2 separate regions of the Homo sapiens genome follow, and region 2 is linked to region 1. A link is a contact called in ENCODE Hi-C or POLR2A ChIA-PET data. All regions are on one chromosome and are shown on one strand. Each heading gives the region's core, a stretch centred on a gene start or an enhancer-like site at or near the end of the contact. The rest is flanking DNA. Distances are from core to core; before and after follow the strand shown.

Evidence for each region. Hi-C counts contacts between places; a loop is a spot of excess contacts on that map. ChIA-PET counts read pairs that join two places held with the same protein, here RNA polymerase II (POLR2A). Pooled maps may share reads with other maps.
Region 2: a map of aorta shows a loop between it and region 1 (2.7-fold over the local background). The contact joins two enhancer-like sites. A Hi-C loop is called at or near these places in 3 of 168 maps with a recorded cell type or tissue (aorta, astrocyte of the cerebellum and heart left ventricle) and 2 of 50 pooled maps. POLR2A ChIA-PET finds 5 or more read pairs at or near these places in 6 of 52 experiments (BJ, MCF 10A, OCI-LY7 and 3 more).

The regions. Positions count from the first base shown.
Region 1 is chr16:15,873,480-15,876,731 of GRCh38, forward strand. CEP20 (centrosomal protein 20) reads right to left here. Exons shown (of 5, transcript NM_144600.4): 4 at 12-148. Among named protein-coding and RNA genes, the nearest start is that of CEP20, 13 kb to the right of the region's middle. Within about 2 kb of position 1,517, at least 13 of the 41 ENCODE cell types and tissues checked have a DNase peak (open chromatin) inside an H3K27ac peak, as active enhancers do.
Region 2 is chr16:16,094,889-16,098,140 of GRCh38, forward strand. All of the region lies in intron 19 of ABCC1 (ATP binding cassette subfamily C member 1 (ABCC1 blood group)), which reads left to right. Among named protein-coding and RNA genes, the nearest start is that of ABCC6, 130 kb to the right of the region's middle. Within about 2 kb of position 1,608, at least 16 of the 41 ENCODE cell types and tissues checked have a DNase peak (open chromatin) inside an H3K27ac peak, as active enhancers do.

The sequences.
Region 1 (3,252 bases), core at 267-2,766:
AAAACTCATACCCATTGGCTTTCTTCTACTAGGTTGTCTGCCAAGACTTGGGTCTGAAGGCTGAAGTGAAGGCCCTTTCAGAAATGCATTCTGGATGCCATCCTTAGTTCCACGCAAGAAATGGGCTAAAATCCCATATAAAAGAGGTCTATAGCAGGAAGAAAACAAAACAAAACCAAAAGCTAATAAATCTGCATAAACGGGAAAAGCTTAAAACATTTATTCTTTAAAAGGTAACCTCTGACATCAAAAAGACCAAGTGATTCACTAGACTTTAAAAAGCGGCATGATTATCCAAAATGCAAATTGTTCATACTTTTAAATTTAAGAGTACCACTTAATTTCATGACAATTTTAAAACCCAGAGAAAACATGTTAACAACTTAAACCTCATCTACACTGAAATATCATTTCTATCAATCCACAGGAATCTCTTTTAAACTCCAAAGTCCAGTAGAGTATTTCCCAATACCTAACCCCATCTAATACACAACAGGTATTCAATAAACACCTCTTGATTAATAAGTCCTTGCCCTGAAAAAGTCTTAGGTCCTGAGAGCCAGGTGACCTGAGTTCAAATTCTGGCTTTGCCATTTGCTAGCTGTGGGACTCTGTGTAAGATTCTTAACCTCTCCAGCCTCATAAATGTTTCTTCCTTTATAAATTAGGATAAGCACCGTCCCTCCCTTATAGGGCTGTTATGCACTAAATGAGTTAATAAATGTCAAGTGTTTTTTACTGTGCCTGGCACATATGAAATGGTATATAAATGTTAGCTCCTGTGTAGCTAACATTTATTTAGATTAATATTTACATTACCTATTATTTTAAAATCTTCTTTATAGTTTACAGAACGTATACCTCTTCTCATCTAATCCTCATCGTGTAATGTCAAGATCATCAACTGCAATTTATAAAGGAGAAAACCACAGCCAGGAGATTTGCTAGAGATTCCCCCAGATAGTAAACAAAGTTTACACTTGAACCCCAAATCCCATATTGTTTTCCTTACAGTGTGCTGCCTGGGAATTTATATTAGTACTCTTGCATCAAGGAAAGCTGCTCTGCTGACAATCAAGAGTGGTACAATGGAAATGTTTTCCTTTGTTTCCAATCTCAAATTTGAAAACACAATTAAAAGGATTTAATCTTTATTTTTAATTTTTGTGGGTACATAGTAGGTGTATATATTTGTGGGGAGGATTTATTTTTTGAGATATGTATCTATTTACTAGCTGGTATAATGGTTTACAGTACGACGCTCCCTTCCAAAGATGGAATCTCATTGCCCTCTGAGTGTGAGCTGAACTCACTTCTAACTGGCACAAAGCTGACTTCAGAGGCCACGTGGTAATGGCCCTGCAGCTTCCTCCTTGCTTTCTCTCTTGGATTGCTGCCTTTGGGAGAAGTCAGATGCCTCAGGACACTTCAGCAGCCCTGGAAAGTTACATGCAGTAAGGAATTGAGGCCGCCTGTCAATATCATTATGAGTTTGGAAGCAGATAGTTCAGCCACATTCAAGGCTTCCGACTACAACCCTGGCTGGCATCTTGACTCCAACCTCAAGGGGGAGCCTGAGCTAGACTTACGTGACTAAGCCAATCCCAAATCCCCGAATATTCCACAAATAATCTATGTTGTTGTTCTAAGCTACCAAATTCTGGAATAATATCACACTAATTTTTCCATGCCACAGGGAAACCAGGAAAGTAAGTTTCTTTATTTAATAAGATGCCGCAACTCTTATGAAAGCGTCACCTAGTAATATAAAACAGGTCTCTTTGTTTACTTTAATCTTCCCCAAAGTGTTAACTGGTTCAAGATGATTTTTAAATGTTAAAAGTTTTATTTTTTAAATAAATATTCAAAAAAATGTACTTGTGATTAAAATTTTGGGTTGGACATGGGGGCTCAGGCCTGTAATCCCAGGACTTTGGGGGGCCAGCCTGGCCTCAAACAGGAGTTTGAGACAGCCTGAACAACATAGCGAGTCCCCTAGCTCTACAGCAATTTTATTTTAAATTAGCCACAGAAGGTAATATGCACCTGTGGTCCCAGCTACTTGGGAGGCTGAGGTGAGAGGATCGCTTGAGTGCAGAAGGGAGAGGCAACTTGCAAATTCATGGATTAAGGTTTATCTTTTAAAATAAGTTTCAAAAAGATAAAGAAAAGTGCGGCCTCACAATAACTTGCCTGTAATTCTGAAATGCAAAATTCTGAAAACTGGATTCTCTTCATATATCTGGCAAAAAATCATCAGATGGCAAGGGTTGACCTAACAAGGCTATTAACAAGGCTATTACAGACTTTATCTTACTTTGTGTGAAAACATTAATGTGCTGGGTGTGGTGGCTCAAGCCTGTAATCCCAGCACTTTGGGAGGCCAAGGCAGGAGGATCACCTGAGGTCGGGAGTTCAAGACCAGCCTGACCAACATGGAGAAACCCCGTATCTACTAAAAATACAAAATTAGCCGGGTGTGGTGGCATGCTCCTGTAATCCCAGCTACTCAGGAGGCTGAGGCAGAAGAGTCACTTGAACCCAAGAGGCAGAGGTTGCAGTGAGCTGAGATCATGTCATTGCACTCAAAAAAAAAAAAAAAGAGAAAGAAAATATTAATGTGATTGTGGAATACTACTTTAGGACTCCCTGGCACATACATGTAGTATTTGGTAGATGTACCATATTACTTTTTTTTTTTTTTTAAAGAATTGAAGTCTTGGGCCGATGGCTCACACCTGTAATCCTAGCACTTTGGGAGGCCGAGGCAGGAGGATCATGAGGTCAGGAGATCGAGACCATCCTGGCTAACACGGTGAAACCGTCTCTACTAAAAATACAAAAAATTAGCCAGGCGTGGTGGCATGCGTCTATAGTCCCAGCTACTTGGGAGGCTGAGGCAGGAGAATCGCTTGAACCTGGGAGGCGGCAGTTGCCGTGAGCCGAGATCACGCCACTGCACTCCAGCCTGGACGACAGAGTGAGACTCTGTCTCGAAAAAAAAAAAAAGAACTCTCGCTGTGTGGCCCACACTGGAGTGCAGCAGCAAGATCATGGCTCACTGCAGCCTCAATCTCCTGGATTTAAGTAATCTTCTTGCCTCACCCTCCTAAGTAGCTAGGACTACAGGCATGTCATTTTAAAACCCGACAGCATTTGGATTTTCAAACATGTATCTGGCCTCAGTGGTTTCAGATGCAGCACTGCAGATCTGTAAGTAAATAATATGAGTAATATGTGACTATGGCAAAC
Region 2 (3,252 bases), core at 358-2,857, 220 kb after region 1:
CTCACTGCAGCCTCCACCTCCCGGGTTCAAGAAATTCTTGTGCCTCAGCCTCTCGAGTAGCTGGAGTTACAGGCATGTGCCACCACGCCCAGCTAATTTTTGTATTTTTAGTAGAGATGGGGTTTCACCATGCTGACCAGGCTGGTCTCAAACTCCTGGCCTCAAGGGATCCTCCTGCCTCAGCCTCCCAAAGTGTTGGGATAACAGGCATGAGCCACCATGCCCGGCCTCACAAATGTTCTTAAGGTGAACACGAAGATTTGAACCTCTTGATCTGCATGATTCTGTGGTGTTTTCTGGATAAAGTGAATAGTGAACCATTTTCACAGATTGCCTCAAGCCCCTTAGGGGAACAAATTTTTAAGGGATTTAAAAAAATGGCTCATTAACCTTCATACCTGGAAGGTAAAACACATCTTCATGACTCTGGTTTCTTTCTTAGGAACCTAATACCTAGAGCAGTGGTTTTCCATCAGGGGCAAATTGCCCCCACCCTGGGGACAGTTGGCAATGTTTGGAGACATGTTGGGATGTCAAAACTGGAGTGGGGTTTGCCCCTGGCAGGCAAGCAGGGTAGAGGCCAGCGATGTCGCTAAACATCCTACAGCACTCAAGACGAATTCCCCCTTACCCTGCCCCCCGTGACAGGGAATCCCCTTGCCAGGACATCCAAAGCACCACGAGCAAGAAACCCTGTGTGCTCCGACTTCACACTGCTGAATTCTTCCCTTGTCCTCTTGGGAGAAGGATCTTTATTCCAACAATGTGGCCATTTTTCTCTTTTAAAAAATTTTATTTATATATTTTTATGTTTTTTTATGGAGATGGGATATCAGTCTGTTGCCCAGGCTGGTCTCGAACTCCTGGGCTCAAGCGATCCTCCCACCTTGACCTCCCAAAATGCAAATGCTGGGATTATAAGCATGAGTCGCGGCACCTGGCCCGTGGCCATTTTTCAAAACCTTGCTTGAACCATCTGTTAACCTCATGGCAAATATTTTTCCCTCTTAAGTATTTACCGAGTTTTTCTTAATGATTATAAAAGCAACATGTGCTCATCGTAGACATTTGCAAACTACAAAAGAGTACAAAGAATCAGGAAAAAAGGTGGCTCATATGTGTAATGCCAGGACTTTGGGAGGCCAAGGTAGGCGGATCACCTGAGGGCAGGAGTTCGAGACCAGCCTCGCCAACATGGTGAAACCCCATCTCTACTAAAAATACAGAAATGTCAGGAGGCTGAGGCAGGAGAATAGCGTGAATCCGGGGGGCAGAGCTTGCAGTGAGCCAAGATTGTGCCACTGCACTCTAGCCTGGGTAACAGAGCGAGACTGTCTCAAAAAAAAAACAAAAAAACAAAAAAAAACTCCCGAGAAAGAACATCTTTCTGCCCTCACTGCCCAGAAGGGGAGCTGTTGTTAGCTTTGGCATCTTTTTCACCTGTCCTTCCTTCCTAGGCCTTCTCCCTTGACAAGATTGAGAGTATATCTTAGAGTTTTCTCATCTCCTGCCACCTTTTGATTTCTTTTCTTAACAGTGGGCCATAAGCACCTCCCCAAGTTACACAAATTAGTTGTCAGCACAGAGCAGCTGCCGAGAGAGTTCATCAGACAGACCCCCACATTCCTTCTGGCTGTCCTCAGAGGCCGGATTTCTTCCTCTTTTGAGGATGAAGAGCTTTCTCTGCCGAGGCTGGGGGAGGAGGTCAGTGAGGCAGCCAGTGAATGCCGTTTTTGGTCAAAAATGAGGCGTTGACTATAAAGCTGTGAGTTGAATTCTTCCCTCCGGGGAGGCTGGCCTGCTGGACCTTGCCCAAGCAGAGTTCCAGAACCTTCTTGAGTAAAGGCAGTGTTGGTGGAATAAACAGTGAGAGGACTGGCAACGGAATACACAGACCCGGGGCAGCACTTAACGTACGTGGGTCAAGGGTAGAAACAGCACCTGGCTTGACAGCATCCAAAACCCAACACCTGGTGGTTGCATGAACTCAGTGACAGTCACTGAATTACAAGTTTCGTGTGTTTGCTTTAAAAAAAAAAAGAAAGAACTCTTGCTACTTTATAGCATTCTCCACCCTGGCCCCCAGCCTTCATGTCCCTCTTCTTCCCTGCTTTGATTACTTTGTGGCACTTATTGCTGCCTGGAGTAAATTATGGATCTACTTGTTCATTTATTGTTGATCTCTTCCTTTGGAATTTAAGATCTGAGGGTTTTGTTTGTTTGTTTTGTTTTGTTTTGTTTGTTTTGGGAGTCTCACGCTGTTGCCCAGGCTGGAGTGCAATGGTGCAATCTCGGCTCACTGCAACCTCCACCTCCTGGGTCCAAGTGATTCTCCTGCCGCAACCTCCCAAGTAGCTGGGATTACGGATGCCTGCCACCACGCCCGGCTAATTTTTGTATTTTTAGTAGAGACGGCGTTGTGCCACATTGGTCAGGCTGGTCTTGAACTCCGGACCTCAAGTGATCCACCCGCCTCAGCCTCCCAAAGTGCTGGGATTACAGGCATGAGCCATCGTGCCCGGCTGCTCTGAGGGCTTTTTGGTTGTCTCTCCATCCCCAGGACTAAGAAAAGAGCCTGACACATAGTAGACACTCAGTAAATGTGTTAAATGAGTGGATGAATCGCACCTTGGCTGTTCAAGGCATGTCCTGCATAAGCAGTGGGTAGGCCGGAGGGCTTTGGATGTTTACACTGCAGATAAATACCTCAGACTAGGAGAAAATAGGAGTGGATTTCACCCCCTCTCAGGTCTGCTTTAGAAAGCAGCTTTGTCAGTCCTGCCTATGAGAGGGGCCCCTCTGGCATTGGGAAGTCAGCTCTGCTTCTTGACTTGACTATACACTTGTCAGTCTGCCCATCTGTCTGTCGGGTGTGTACAGAGTGCCTGCTGTGTGCCACAAGGCCACCTGGTACGTGAGCCTCTGTGTGGAATGGTGCCCCCCACGTTGAGTTGTGCAGTGTGCATCTTGTGTAACTGCACTTGGCCACCTGCTGTGCCAGGTGCTGGTGATACAGTAATGGATATGACCCACTTCATGCCCTTGAGAGCTCACAGTCTGATGGGAGAGACAAACGCCAAACAATTAAGGGTATCATAGTGCTAAATGCAGTGATGGAGGGCTGCTTGAGGGCCTGGGAAATCACAGAGAAGGAGCCCCCATCCCAGCCTGGGAGGGTCCAGGGTGATATCTGGGCTAAGTCACCTTTTCTTCTCCTCTTGGGCACATGTGCATCTGGCTCTGTGTGGGGCC